Regions from separate parts of the Homo sapiens genome. Here all the other regions are linked to region 2. A link is an interaction called in ENCODE POLR2A ChIA-PET data of the cell type or tissue named here. Cell type or tissue: GM12878. All regions are shown on one strand. Each heading gives the region's core, and the rest is flanking DNA. Links, peaks and the distances in the headings are about the cores only.

Region 1 (4,000 bases), core at 1-4,000, 1.7 Mb after region 2:
CTGCACATGTGAGCCACTGTACAGGGATGTTGGTAACTCGAAATGGACCTATTCCCAACTGATAGTGATGCACATCAGACTGTCAGTAGTTCCCTGCGGAAATGGGTGGGGCATTGTAAGGGGAGCTAACTCTTCTGTATGGCAAAAGAGTCTCCTCTTGGGAGTTTTATGGGCTACCTATGTGCAATCCACCAGATATAAAACCATAGATTTTATAAATGGTTTTAACATGAAGAGGGACTGTGATAAAATGAGCACAAATGTAATGTAGTTTGCCTCTGCAAACTAGGATTTGGGTGATTGGGTTTATTTTGTATTTTTATTTTTTGGGGATAGGGTCTCACTCTGTTACCCAGGCTGACTTGAACACAGCTCTCTGTAGCCTTGACTTCCCAGGCTCACGGGATCCTCCTGCCTCAAGCAATCCAGCCTCCTGAGTAGCTGGAAGCACAGGTACACACCACCGTGCCCAGCTAATTTTTTTTTTTTTTGAGATTGGGTTATCACTCTGTCAGCCAAGCTGGAGTGCAGTCGCGTTTTCATAGCTCACTGCGACATTGACCTTTCTTGCTCAAGCGATCCTCCCACCTCAGCCCCCTGAGTTGCTGGAACCACAGGCACACACCACCATGCCCAGCTAATTTTTGTATTTTTTCTAGAGACAGGGTCTCGCTATGTTGCCAGGGCTGGTCTTGGACTCCTGGGCTCAAGAGATCCTCACGCCTCACCCTCCCAAATTCCTGGGATTCAAGGCATGAGCCACCGTGCCCAGCTAATTTTTAAATTTCTTTTGTAGAAACGGGGTCTCCCTATATTGCCCAGGCTGGTGGGCTCAAGCAGTCCTCCTGCCTCAGCCTCCCAAAGTGCTAAGATTACAGATGTGAGACACTGCATCTATTGGTTTTATTTTTTACTTTGTATGTGTGTAGTAATCAAACATGCATTTAAAAATTTTTGTTACAAAATGCACATAACAAAATTTACCATCTTAACCATTGTATGTATTTTTTTTTTTAATTTTGTTTTTTGAGGCGAAGTCTTGCTCTGTCGCCCAGGCTGGAGTGCAGTGGCACAATCTTGGCTCACTGCAACTTCCGCCTCCTGGGGTTCAAGCGATTCTCCTGTCTCAGCTTCCCAAGTAGCTGGAACAGGCACACACCACCACACCCAGCTAATTTTTGTATTTTTAGTAGAGATGGGGTTTCACTACGTTGGCCAGGCTGGTCTCGAACTCCTGGTGTCAGGCGATCCGCCCACCTCGGCCTCCCAAAGTGCTGGGATTACAGGCACGAGCCATCGTGCCCAGCCTATTTTTTTTTAGACAGATTCTCACTCTGTCACCCAAGCTGCAGTGCAGCGGCGCAATCTCGGCTCACCGCAACCTCCGCCTCCTGGGTTCAAGCGATTCTTGTGCCTCAGCCTCCTGAGTAGCTGGGATTACAGGCGTACACCATCACGCCCAACTAATGTTTGTTATTTTTAGTAGAGATGGGGTTTCACCATGTTGGCCAGGCTGGTCTCGAACTCCTGACCTCAAGTGATCTGCCCACCTCAGCCTCCCAAAGTGCTGGGAGATTACAGGCGTAAGCCACCAGGCCTGGCCATCTTAACCATTTTTAAAATGTACAGTTCAATACAATATGAATTGAGTACATTCATATTGTTGTGCAGCCATCATCACCATCCATCTCCAGAACTCTTCATCTTGCAAAACTGAAACTGTATACCCATTAAACAATAACTCCCCATTCCCTCCTTCTCCCAGCCCTGGTAACCACCATTCTGATTCTTATCTCTATGATTTTGACTACCCTGGGTACCTCATTTATATTGGTCGGCTCATACAGTATTTGTCTTTTTGCGACTCTCTTATTAGAACTTAGCATAATGTCCTAAAGGTCATCCATGTTGTAGCATGTGTCAGAATTTCCTTCCTTTTTCAGGCTGAGTAATATTTCATTGTATGTATCTACCACATTTTGCTTATTCATCTGTCATTGGACACTTGGGTTGCTTATATGTTTTAGCTATTGTGAATAATGCTGTTATGAACGTGGGTCTATACATACACAGTTTTTATGTTTTATATTAAGAAAAAAAAATTTAAGCTGTGAAAGCCAGCTGTGCACGGTGGTTCATGCCTGTAATCACAGCACTTTGGGAGGCTGAGGCAAGATAATTATTTAAGTCCAGGAGTTCAAGACCAGCCTGGGCAACATAGTGAGACCCCGTGTCTACAAAAAAATACAAAAATCAGACAGACATGATAGCATGTGCCTATGGTCCCAGCTACTTGGGAGGCTGAGGTAGGGATCCCTTGAGCCCAAGAGGTCAAGGCTGCAGTGAGCTGTGATTGCGCTGCTGCACTCCAGTCTAGGGGGCAGAGTGAGACCCTGTCTCTCAAAAAAAAAAAAAATTAACTAAAAAAAGAAAAGCTGTTGAAGCCAAATCATCTATTTTGAGTTTATGCTTTTCCCCTGATTTCTCATTTTGGAGCCGGTCTTTCGGCTGCTTTAGCCAACTGTAACATTTCCCCACCAGAAGGAAAAATTAAAGTGGAAAGCTGGTCTCCCTGTTTAAAACATAATAGTGTAGTGACATGGTTAACTGTGTTTTGTGGTTAACTGAATTCAAGAGCTCTACCTGCTTCCTACTTCCTTTCCTCCCTCCCTCCCTCATAGCTAAAAAGTTTAACTTCTCACCGCCTGTATAATTCTCTAAAAAATTTTGACCTTCTTTGTCTCTTTGTCTCTGAAACTGTTCCCTGGAGAGTCACTGTGTGCCCATAGTCTGGGTGTTCCTTCATTGTACTGACTATGTTGTAACGGAATCATCAGTCTGTTTCCACAGTGAACTATATAGGAGACCAAAAAAGCAACTAATTCAGTTCACTAAATATCAAGTGCTCCCATGTGGCAGCCACCACTGGGCACCCAGAGCTCAGTAATGATGAGCCAACTGGGTACCAAGACACTCTTCATGGAACATCTCTTTTTTAAGGTGGGAAGAGGTGGTATTTAGATTTACTGATTTGGTGGGCATCATAGAATTTGAGTGAAAAGAGACCCTGGAGCTGATTTAGTCCAGTTACTTGATCTGTAAGCACGGTCCTGAGATCGGCTGTTGAACTGCTAGAGTTTTTCTGCTTTCATCCTGGTTGCTCAGTGCGCTGTAACGAACGCTGATTTTCTTAAGTTGGCTCTCTGGCCCTGATCTTCCTCTACTCAAAAGCCACCACCCTTCTGCATATATCTTCCTGGCAGTTACACCATGTTATCTGCCATGTCCCAGCTGTCTCCTTGCTTTGCCTTCTACCTGGAATGTATTCCTCCCCACACTCTGCCTCTGGACACTTAATCCTTCAACTTCCGCCTGAGATGCCACTTTCCCAGCATTCCAGCCCGACATAAGCCCTCCCTCTTGAGCGACCATATTCCCCTGATCAGCATGGTATGTGTGTTACACATGGCTTTGGGCTTTGAACTGTACTTGTATGTCTCTGTTGAAACCTGCCACTCCTCCTATCAGTCCAGCTAGCTGTGTTGATATGTTACGTGAGCACAAAGAAAGGAATGGGAGATACACACTCATTAGTTAATAATGGTTACCTTAGGCAAGGCAGGGGAGAGAATAAAGAATTAAAGATGAAACTCATCCACTGACCTCCCAGCAAGTGTGTGCAATAAGAGCTCACTATTCAAAGCTATGAGACATGGCCACATGTGGGTCACTGGGAAGCAGATTGAGAAGTGCATCTAGGCTGTTCCAGCTGGTACAGGTCACGTCAGCAACTCAGCTGAGGATTTAGAGACTGCTTTCAGAAGCATGGGATAGCCTTTACAGTGAATCAAACAGAGCTCCTACTTAGGGGACAAAGAGCAAAATCACTCCTCGCACCTCCTCGCATCTGTGTCTTTGACTGCAGCTGCCTATTCACTAGTTCTCATCCTGCCTGTGACCCAGCTCTCCCATCTTGTCTCTCGCAGTCTCTTCCTGTCCT
Region 2 (6,004 bases), core at 1,108-5,107:
GCTGCCCATCAGGGATACAGAGGCCAGAGCAGGAGCCGTAGGGCCACGCCGCCCAGGAAGCTGCCAAGGGAGAGAGGGGTCAGCTCACCCAGAGACGAGGCTGTAGGTCTTGGGGGAGAGGAAACAGCCGTCCCTCTGGAAGAGGCCTGCTGCCCAAGAGTCACAGACATGCCACAGAGGAAGAGACCACCATTCTGGCCGAGGCCACAGGGAGCAACTGAGCAGAACAGGCAGCTGCCCTTCCCCTCTGCTCTGGGTTCTGCTCAAAGCCCCGGGGGAGGGCGGGCAAGAGGGGCTCGGAGCCACCCTTGCTTCCCCTCCTCTCCCACAGCATGTCCCTCCCTGGCCAGGCTGCCTGGGGTGCGGCTTAGATGCCATTTGCAGAGGGTCTGAGATGAAAGCTTTAACCTAGATTGGATTTCTGTGACCAGGGATGACTAAGAAGTTAACCAACTTGCCTAAGATGTTATTTAGGCACAGGAAAGTGTGATTTCACCCATCGTGGTTAAAGGCGATAACTGAAAAAAAGTAAAATGTCCCCGACTGTGCCAGCTGGCCGTATGTGTCAACCCGGCTAGGCCACAGTGCCCAGCTGTCCAAACACTGCTGTGGGTGTTCCTGTGAAGGCATTTTATAGATGTGGTTAACACCTATAATCAATGGACTTCAAGTAGCGATCACTCTTGAGAATGTGGGGGCTTCAACCAGTCAGCTGAGAGGCCTGTGAGACCCAAACTGCAGCTTCTCTGAGGAGAGTCCACCTGCGGCCTGCAGTGTCCACCACGGCCAAGTCTCGTGCCCGCTGCCTGTCCACGGAGTCCAGACCTGCCCGCTGGACTCACCCACTGCAGAAGGCAAGTCCTTGAGATCTCAATCTCTGTCTCTCCTGCTGTTTCTCTGCACAGCCCTGACTGAGGCACCCAGTCAGCTGAGATTCCTAAGTAAACTGGTGGTTTCTACTAGCAGGAAAGCTAGTGATTAGGGTTTCCAGTTGAAGCTCTCCCGCACAGTGACAGTCAGCCCAGCAGCTAGGCCCCGTCTCAAACACCTGCACACTCACTGAATCCTTGATGCTGAGCTGAGGGCCTGCAAGGTGACTCAGATGGCTTGCTCTGAACACAATGTCCTCTTTTCAGTGTCTGTCATGGACTCAATGCTTGTGGCCTCCCTTCCTCACATTCATGTTAAAGACCTAAACCCTGGTGTGGCTGGATTTGGAGATGGGTCCTCAGAGAAAATAATGAAGGGTGAATGAAGTCATAAGTGGGGCCTTGGCCCTCCAGGATTAGTGTCTTTGTAAGGAGGGATGGTAGAAGGCTCACACTCGCCTTCTCTGCACTTGCTCGGAGCAAAGGCCATGGGAGGGCACAGTGGCCGTCTGCAAGCCAGAAAAGGCCCTCAGCAGGGAACAAACCCTGCTACACCCTTGAGTTTAGACTTTCCAGCCTCTAGAATGGAGAGAAGACACATTTCTGTGGTTTAAGCCACCAGCCTGTGGTATTTTCTTACGGCAGCCTGAGCAGACTGATACAGCGTCCTTGACTGATGACCGACCTAGGTCCGGGAAGGTTCATTCCAGGCCAATTCTGATTGATTGAAAGTCATTTCTCATGTGTAAGGAAAAAAACTTGCACTCCTAACTTCTACACACCTTTCTTACCACATTACATTGCATTAATTTAGTGCATATCTCTAGAAAAGGTTAAGTAAAAAGTAATACTGGGGCGGGGGGAAGGAACAGAGGGCCAACGGTCTATCACCTCAAATTCTTCTTGGGTTTCTGACCTAGCAACATTTCTTAACACAAAAGCTGCAGGGGCGAATCAGGGGCAGGAGCCCCAGGTACAGAAACCTGGGGTGCTGATGTCTGTGTGCAAATGTCACTGCCATGCTACCTGGATGCATGGATCCGGTCTGAGGAAACAGAGAAGACATCAACGTTATGCAGTGAACACCAAAGAAGCTCTGAGGTCTAAGGAGTCCCGGGTCTTCTGGGCAGCACACAGGGTCACTGTGATCTCTCAAATGAGACCTACGGATCCAGCGCACACCCAGAGGCACAGACGCAGAATCACGCTGCCCAACAAAGGCAGCACAGCCTCATGGAAACAGTCTCTCTACACCCTCTTCCCACCTAGAAGAAGGACCTCAGACCAAACAGCCTGCCTGAGCCTCAATTTTCTCCTCCATTGGAAAGGGTAAAGGCCAGGCGCGGTGACTCATGCCTGTAATCCCAGCACTTTGGGAGGCCGAGGCGGGTGGATCACTTGAGGTCAAGAGTTCAAGAGCAGCCTAGCCAACATGGTGAAACCCCATCTCCACTAAAAATACAAAACTTAGCTGGGTGTGGTGGTGGGTGCCTGTAATCCCAGCTACTCGGGAGGCTGAGGCAGGAGAATCACTTGAATCTGGGAGGTGGAAGTTGCAGTGAACCGAGATTGCACCACTGCACTCCAGCCTGGGCAATAGAGTGAGACTCCATCTCAAAAAAAAAAAAAAAAAAAAAAAAAAGCGTAAATCCTTTTTTTATTTTTTGCATTGGGCTGTGGTGAGAATCACAGAAAACACATGCAACAGCACTTACTAAATGGGAAAACATTATGCACGAACAGTTAGCATTACACAGCACTTCCCAAACGTTTCTGACTGTTTGACCTCCACATGAAAATAATGGCACGCACGTGAGTGCATACGTATGTCTGCATGTGATTCACACGGCCCCATCTGTGCCAGGACCGTCTCTGGTTAATATCAGGAAGCACCTGCTTCTGCTGCCTCCCTGACACTTCCACTTTCAGTACTTACATCAGTCCTGCAGATGTTCTCCAAATTGCTAAATTTATTAAATTAGATGTAAACTAGAATGGCCCAAGAAGCAACTTTACGGAAAATTCTTACAATTCAGCAATATCATGCAGCCTTTCTGTATGTGTTATCATTCATTACCAATGAGTGAATATTTATGCCGTAACATAACTGCAGCAGTGTAACATATAAAAATTTTAAGACATGAAGGGATACATTAAAAAAAAAAACCGCTGACAGTCTAACTTTAGAGGCAACAGGAAAGAAAGGTTTGATTATTTACAGTTCTCTGTTCAAAACCACAAGGGTTATTCTGTTATTTATTCTCTGTTTTATTCATGTCAACAGGATTTATAACAGATGAATCCATCAAAGGCCAAATTACAGTTACTGCAGAACACTTCCTCCTGTGATGGAACTGTTAGGTTCTACGAGTCATATTGCTAAGAGATACATTTCTGGGAAGGGCAGAAAGTGTTAAGCCCCTTCGCAATATATATATATTTAAGTACAAAATTGTCATTTGTTTGCAAATGATATAGCTGGAAAACAGAAGCAACAGACAGACCATCACAACTAGACTACCACATGCAAATATCAAAAATATGAAACCAACAGCAACCACCTTTCCACTAACAATTAAGCAAATACAAAAAAGAAACAGAGACGAAGACTCCAGCTACCCAGACACAAAAACTACAAAGTGCCTGGGAATTACTGACCTAGTTACAAGGCCTTGATGGAGAAAGCAGAAAACTCTAATAAAAGGCACTGAAGAATGCCCGAAAAAACGGAGGAACCTTTGATGTGGAATGAGATCATATTACAAAGATGGAACTTCGCAGAGCAATGTATAAAGCAGACACAATCTTAAACTGAATTTTTGATGAACTCAATGAACTTAACCTAAAATTTAGGTAGAATAGTAAAAATCGTAGTAGCAGTCTTAAAGGGAGATACTACCCCTTTCCCCATTTGTAAAGTGAGTTTGAATCTGCTTTCATGGCACCAGAACTCAGCTATCATCTAGAGAACATAAATGCACAGCAATCCCAGCACCTACCACTGTGCCTGGCACCTAGGAGGTCCTCAAACACTTGCTGAGAGTAAATGGATCCTGGGAAAAGCACGCATCAGTCACCTTATTAACTGCAACACCAATTAATTACCTGGAAACTGTGAAAAATGTCTCATTAAACCTTTACGTCTCAGCTGCAAAATAATTACAGTCCTAATTGGGCCCCTAATTTTAAGCTCTTCTATGATGCTGTACATTTTCTTTGGAATATTTATCTCAAGTATGACTGGGTGGCCGGGAAGTCCTTGGTTTAATATCTTCCTGCTGGCCCTGGCACACAATGAGTGCTCGGCAGTGAAGAGAGGTAAGGGAGAGCAGAGCCTTCTTCCCACAAATCTACCTCGCGCTTCCTCCACAGCAAGAGCTGCTTTCAAAGAATCGATTTCACCTCCAAATAGATGCCATGATGTGACAGTCAAGAAAAGAACCACAACATTGAAAATTCTTACTTTGAATAACTTGCTATTTTTACAATCTATTCAAATATGTTCCTAAATAGCAGTTAAAGATATGGAAATAAAAACTTACGGGCTAGGCGCGGTGGCTCACCCCTGTAATCCCAGCACTTTGGGAGGCTGAGGCGGGCAGGTCACCTGAGGTTAGGAGCTCAAGACCAGCCTGGCCAACATGGCAAAACCCTGTCTCTACTAAAAATACAAAAATTAGCCAAGTATGGTGGCACAGGCCTGTAATCCCAGCTACTCTGGAGGCTGGGGCAGGAGAATCGCTTGAACTTGGGAGGTGGAGGTTGCAGTGAGCTGAGATCGTGCCACTGCACTCCAGCCTGGGCGACAGAGCAAGACTCTGTCTCAAATTAAAAAAAAAACAAACAACTTACAAACCTTTGTAGAATACTTAATAAAGGAAATTTAGTCTAAACTTTTCAAACAATGAATATTTTAATTTTCTACAGTTTCATAACAAGATCATCTTCAGATAAGCATGAAAATAAATCATTTACAGTTATGTGCATGAGTTTATATTTTTTGAGTTTAGAATATTTATACATAAGAAATAATTCATAATACTTATAATTCAATTCAACTAGTGTCATTTAAAGATAACACTGGATTTGGAAGTGCTCTTAAGTTATTTACTCTGGGCCAAAGATTAGTTTCGTATAGATTCTGAATGATGTATTCCCAATGTTTTTATTACGAAAAATTTCAATGCAATAAAGTTGAAAGAATTTTATAGCGAACAGCTATCATCTAGATTTTACCATTAGCATTCTAATATATTTGCTTTATCATGTATTCTGATTTCTTTTTGCAGTAAGGTATGAGAAAGTTTAGTAATGCTTTAGCATAGCAGAACAACATACTCTCTATCCAACGTGATATAAATCAACTGAGAAGGGAAGTTTCAGAGCTAAACTCCTTATCACTTCCCAGTCATGTATGCACAGCCATTTCCCCTAACCCCAAATGACGTATGAAATTATGGCATTATAAATTATGCAAACAGTCTTTCATTTTTATAATAATTGCTAGATCCCCTGGGTGGACGGAGTTAAGTGTTTATTGAGTATCTATTATAAATGAAGCAGACTTATGCTTCCAGATGAGATGGAGTAACAAGGATGAGGTTTATGCTACTGCCTGAAACAACCAAATATTTGGGCAAAAATATATAAAATTACGGTTTTCAAGACACTGGATTTCAGACAACGAAGGATAAGGACAGTGATCCCTGAGATGGGAACAAGTGAGGCACGTCCCACACCGCCCCAGGCTCCTGCCTTGATAGATTTTTAGGTTGTAGTATAGGCAGAAAGAACCCAGGTGGGACCCAGGATTCAAACTGGATTAGAATTTGCAAGGCAGAGTTCCACAGGGGAGACAGCTGCACACAGAGAAGAACTACAGTGATTTATTTGTAGAGGTCACTCAACTATTCAGCAGAGTACAGATCAGCATATTTGTGTGAGAAAACTACCAGAGGTTGGGAAAAGAACCACCTGAAAGGATTAGTGAGAACCCAGTACTTGTTCGGGGCTGGGAACAGTGTCTGTTCCCACCAACCAGATGGGAAAAATTCATAATCCATAGGGCACTGGCTTCCTAATCAGAAAGGTCTCAGTGGTGGAGAATAATTAGCTCTGGTTTTAATATAACTGTT
Region 3 (4,000 bases), core at 1-4,000, 120 kb before region 2:
TTGCTTTTACACTACCCGTGACACCTTTCAACCAGACAGCAGGGCTCACCTTGCCATAATCTATAACTACTGGTCCAAACTCTTTCTTGGTTTCTGCATTGTCAAAGGTTCCTCTGGCCTTCCTTATTTGGACCAGGAGAGCCTGCCATTTGTTGAGATCTTCTCCAAGTCTGTTATAGATGTTTTCAGCTTGCATATCCCATAAACACTGATACTGAAGCCAAACCTGCAAATGAAGAACACAGTTAAATAATAGTTTGAGTTTTCATTTTGTAGAATACTGGCACCTCTTATGTTCACATTCCATTAAGAAGGTTCATGTCTTTCACCACTATTAGAGAAATTCTCACTTCAGACTCTCAGAATTTTCATATCAAAAAAGATTCTTGAACGTCATGGTTAAAACTCAAAAAGATGTATCCTATCATTTACTCTCTGCTTTGAAACAGCAAATAGTATCTAGTGAACCATACATACAGTCAAGACCTTTTAGCTCCATGTTCTTTATATCTTGTACTCTTAAGTGTCTAGAATAGACCATATGCACATTTGAATGAAATTAGGAGTTTCTTACCTTGACATACTGTTCAACTTCAGATACAATGCCCATGACAGCAGAATACGACTCTTCCAGGGCAACAGGGCCATCAGGCATCCGTGTTAAAGCATTCCGATAGAATTTCTCTTCCTCAGTCAATTCGTAATGTACACCCACCTAGCCAACCAAAGCCGAAATGAATGCAAGCAGTGTATATGAAAATGGTAATCTAAGTGTCACCTTTTACTTAATTAAAATGAACTGAAAGAAAAGCTCATGACCAAAATGGCATTTAAGGGATAACATCCACTTACCCTGGCCACAAGTAACCAGAAAGCCTACTTATATTTAACTCATCAAACCAATACAAGAACATTAATGACAACAGAGAAATTTGGCAATGCAAAAACAGCTGAAAAGTGCACGAAGCCATTTGCTCATTTTAACTATCTGAGTGCCTGTTATGTGCCAGGCACTGTTCTAGGTACAACAAGCAGATAAAAATCCCTGCTCACAGGGACTTACACTCTATGGGAGGAGAGACGCGATTAGGGAATAAGCAAAACACACAGAATGTCAGGTGGTGAGAGAGAACTACGGAGCAAGAGTGAGAAGGAGAGGGAGTGTGGGCACAGCATGGGGAAGGCTGCATTTTCAGTAATGACGTCAGGAAAGGCCTTGCTGAGAAGGGGAGAATTGCGAGAAACCAGGAGGAGAGGGGTAAGTTGTGATTATTTGCCATCAAGGATTCTGAGTTGAGATCAACAAATGTGAAGGCGCAGGGGCAAGAGTCTACCGGCATGTTTGAGGACCAGCAAGACTCCAGTGTGATGGGGCAGAGCCAGTGAAGGGAGAAGCAGCAGGAGCTGAAGTCAGAGAAATAATAAGCAACACATTACACGGGCCCAGCAAGCCACTGGGGCTTTGACTTTCATGATGAGTGAGATAGGAAGTCATTCAAGGGCTCCGAAAAGAGTGTCAGGATTGACTTAGAATCTAAAACTTGCTTTGGCTGCTGTGTTGAAAACAGATTTTAGGGAGGCAAAGGCAGAGAGAACAGATAGGAGGGAATATTAATAATCCAAGTGAGAGGTGATGGTACCTTGTACGGAGTGGTGCCAGTGAAACAGCTCAGCATTCATTTTCAAGAGACACACAATGGGAATCAAGGACAATACCATGATTTTTGGCCTGAATGAGCTGAAGGATGAGAAGTGAAAGACTGAGGGAAGATCAAACTTGGGGAGGCAGGGCTCAAGAGGTGCTCAGTGTGACGCGACTCCGAGATAGCCAAGTGGAGATGCCATGCTAGTAGCTGCCCAGACAAGCCTGGAGTAGGGAGAAAGGTCAGCTGGAGATACGAACACAGAGCTGTCAGCCTGCAGGTGGCATTTAAAGTCAACAAGACTAGATGAGACCACAATGAGAGTGCACAGGAGTGGAGAGGGAACAGAACATTTAGAGGGAGTTTAAGGGGAAGGCAAAAGAGGAACCGAGAAAGGAGACCAGCCACTGAGGTGGGAGGAGAACCAGGAGGCACGGTGTTCTGAAGAGTCCAGAGCATCACGCAGGAGGGAGCCTCCATCAAGTCTTGCAGTTAAGAGGTGAGACAAGGACAGAGAAGCCCCCTAGTCAGCAGGGTGGGGCTATGGGCGATCACACAGAGCAGTGCTGGAGGAGGCTGGATGAGTGCCTGAGAAGGGAGCTTCCTTATGAAGATTGCAGGGGACATGGGGTCCCGTTTAGGTGCTGAAAGAAGACCCAGAAGAGAGGGCAGAACAGCTAAACGAGAGTGAGGGGATGGGCTCTAGGGAAAAAGGAGACTGCTGGCTTTAGTTTGTTAAATTTGGAGATAAGCAAGAGAACAATGCAAATAGAAACACGGCTGGTTAAAAACAGGAGTAACATGATGAGAATGATGCTAAGGATTGTACGTAGACTCCTTGAAGGGCAGAAGCCAATATCCATAGCTTGGTTCTGATTAGCTGGACAGTGCCCAGCATTAGGTGAAACATCACCACGATTTTAGCCATAGGCAATTAACTACCTCAAAAAAAATCCTTAAAGATCTGAGTTTATATTCAAAGTTAAGAAAACGGTTAATGTCTTATCACTAAATTCTGGAAGAGTCTGCAATAGCAGAAGTTGTGCCATCTTTTTTTATGAAGCCACTGGTTCTGTTCAGAAGTGACACTGGGGACTAAATGGTCTTTTGAGATTTCCTTTTGTTCTAAAAATATACTAAGAGTATATTATATCTGAGATTTGCTTCAAGATAATCTGGTGGGGGTGGAGAGGTAGGAAAGAAAATATAAATAACATTGTCCACATATTGATAAAGCTGTGTGGTGGGGGGCTCTTGATTCCCTCAACTTTTGTGTATGTTTTAAAATTCCCCTAATAAAAAGTGGGGGGTGGGGAGGAGAGGGAGAAGCAGGAATTGAGATTCCCAAAGATGCTCATGGACAGGAGTTCGAAGAAACTACTGAGACCAAGCTACAAATGCCAAGTAACTAGTTGGAAAAAAAGGTCAGGGCACAAAAAGCCTCCCTAACTTTCCCCTGGGATGTCTGGAGTTTGTAAACAACATCAAGAGCTTATCTAAAGAAGCACCATGAAGAAGTGGTATCACAGAGCCCATGAGAGTCCTGGTCAGAGGCGTGTGCCTCGAGTCACCAAAGGCTTACCTGGTACCTCTGACTCTGGATCCTGGGGAGAGACAGTACAACCATCTTCCAGGCAAACATTTCCTGATACAGCTTGTATCTGCACTCTTCAATTGGTGGATTCAAGTAGATTACCTGATTGGTTATTCTTAGCTCATGAACGACATTCTGTGAAAGAAAGGTTTCATTTCTACTCAGCAATCTATTTTTCAATAAAAAAAATTTTTTTAAGACAGAGTTTCACTCTTACTGCCCAGGCTGCAGTGTAATGGCACAACCTTGGCTCACTGTAACCTCCGCCTCCCGGGTTCAAGCAATTCTAAGCCTCCCAAGTAGCTGGGATTACGGGCATGCGCCAGCAAGCCCAGCTAATTATATATTTTTAGTAGAGACGGGTTTCAGCATGTTGGTCAGGTTGGTCTCAAACTCCTGACCTCAGGTGATCCACCCGCTTCAGCCTCCCAAAGTGCTGGGATTACAGGTGTGAGCCACCATGCCAAGTCCTTTGCTTTTTGTTTTTTTGAGATAGGGTCTCACTCTGTCACCCAGGCTGGAGTGCGATGGCGACATGGCTCACTTGACATTCTGGGCTCAGGCAATCCTCCCGCCTCAGCCCCTCAAGTAGCCGGGACCACAGGCGTGCACCATCATGCCCAGTTAATTTTTGTATTTTTTTTTTTTTTTTTTGAGACGGAGTCTCACTCTGTCGCCAGGCTGGAGTGCAGTGATGCCATCTCCGCTCACTGCAATCTCCACCTCCCGAGTTCAAGCGATTCTCCTGTCTCAGCCTCCCGAG

What was found. Peaks named below come from ENCODE experiments on the same cell type or tissue, not always from the same donor. Only the 100,000 strongest peaks of a DNase experiment are listed, where the experiment ranks them.
Region 1: POLR2A ChIA-PET joins it to region 2 with 10 read pairs; 1 of 35 experiments calls an interaction of 5 or more read pairs at or near these places.
Region 3: POLR2A ChIA-PET joins it to region 2 with 5 read pairs; 3 of 35 experiments call an interaction of 5 or more read pairs at or near these places.

What each region holds. Positions count from the first base shown.
Region 1 is chr14:100,223,307-100,227,306 of GRCh38, reverse strand. All of the region lies in intron 1 of YY1-DT (YY1 divergent transcript), which reads left to right. Among named protein-coding and RNA genes, the nearest start is that of YY1-DT, 13 kb to the left of the region's middle. RefSeq lists a silencer at 3,801-4,000. In GM12878, for the core only: no CTCF peak of the experiment used is centred there; no DNase peak of the experiment used is centred there; H3K4me3 peaks cover 6 bases; H3K27ac peaks cover 426 bases.
Region 2 is chr14:101,873,448-101,879,451 of GRCh38, reverse strand. The region is part of intron 4 of PPP2R5C (protein phosphatase 2 regulatory subunit B'gamma); the gene reads right to left. Among named protein-coding and RNA genes, the nearest start is that of DYNC1H1, 88 kb to the left of the region's middle. RefSeq lists enhancers at 594-743, 2,962-3,031 and a silencer at 3,352-3,421. In GM12878, for the core only: no CTCF peak of the experiment used is centred there; a DNase peak (open chromatin) is centred at 2,701; H3K4me3 peaks cover 1,348 bases; H3K27ac peaks cover 3,261 bases.
Region 3 is chr14:101,990,899-101,994,898 of GRCh38, reverse strand. DYNC1H1 (dynein cytoplasmic 1 heavy chain 1) reads right to left here. Exons shown (of 78, transcript NM_001376.5): 11 at 3,226-3,372; 12 at 575-715; 13 at 50-226. Among named protein-coding and RNA genes, the nearest start is that of DYNC1H1, 28 kb to the right of the region's middle. RefSeq lists enhancers at 1,776-1,915, 3,284-3,353. In GM12878, for the core only: a CTCF peak has its summit at 1,910 (motif pointing right); DNase peaks (open chromatin) are centred at 1,988 and 3,418; H3K4me3 peaks cover 1,189 bases; H3K27ac peaks cover 1,954 bases.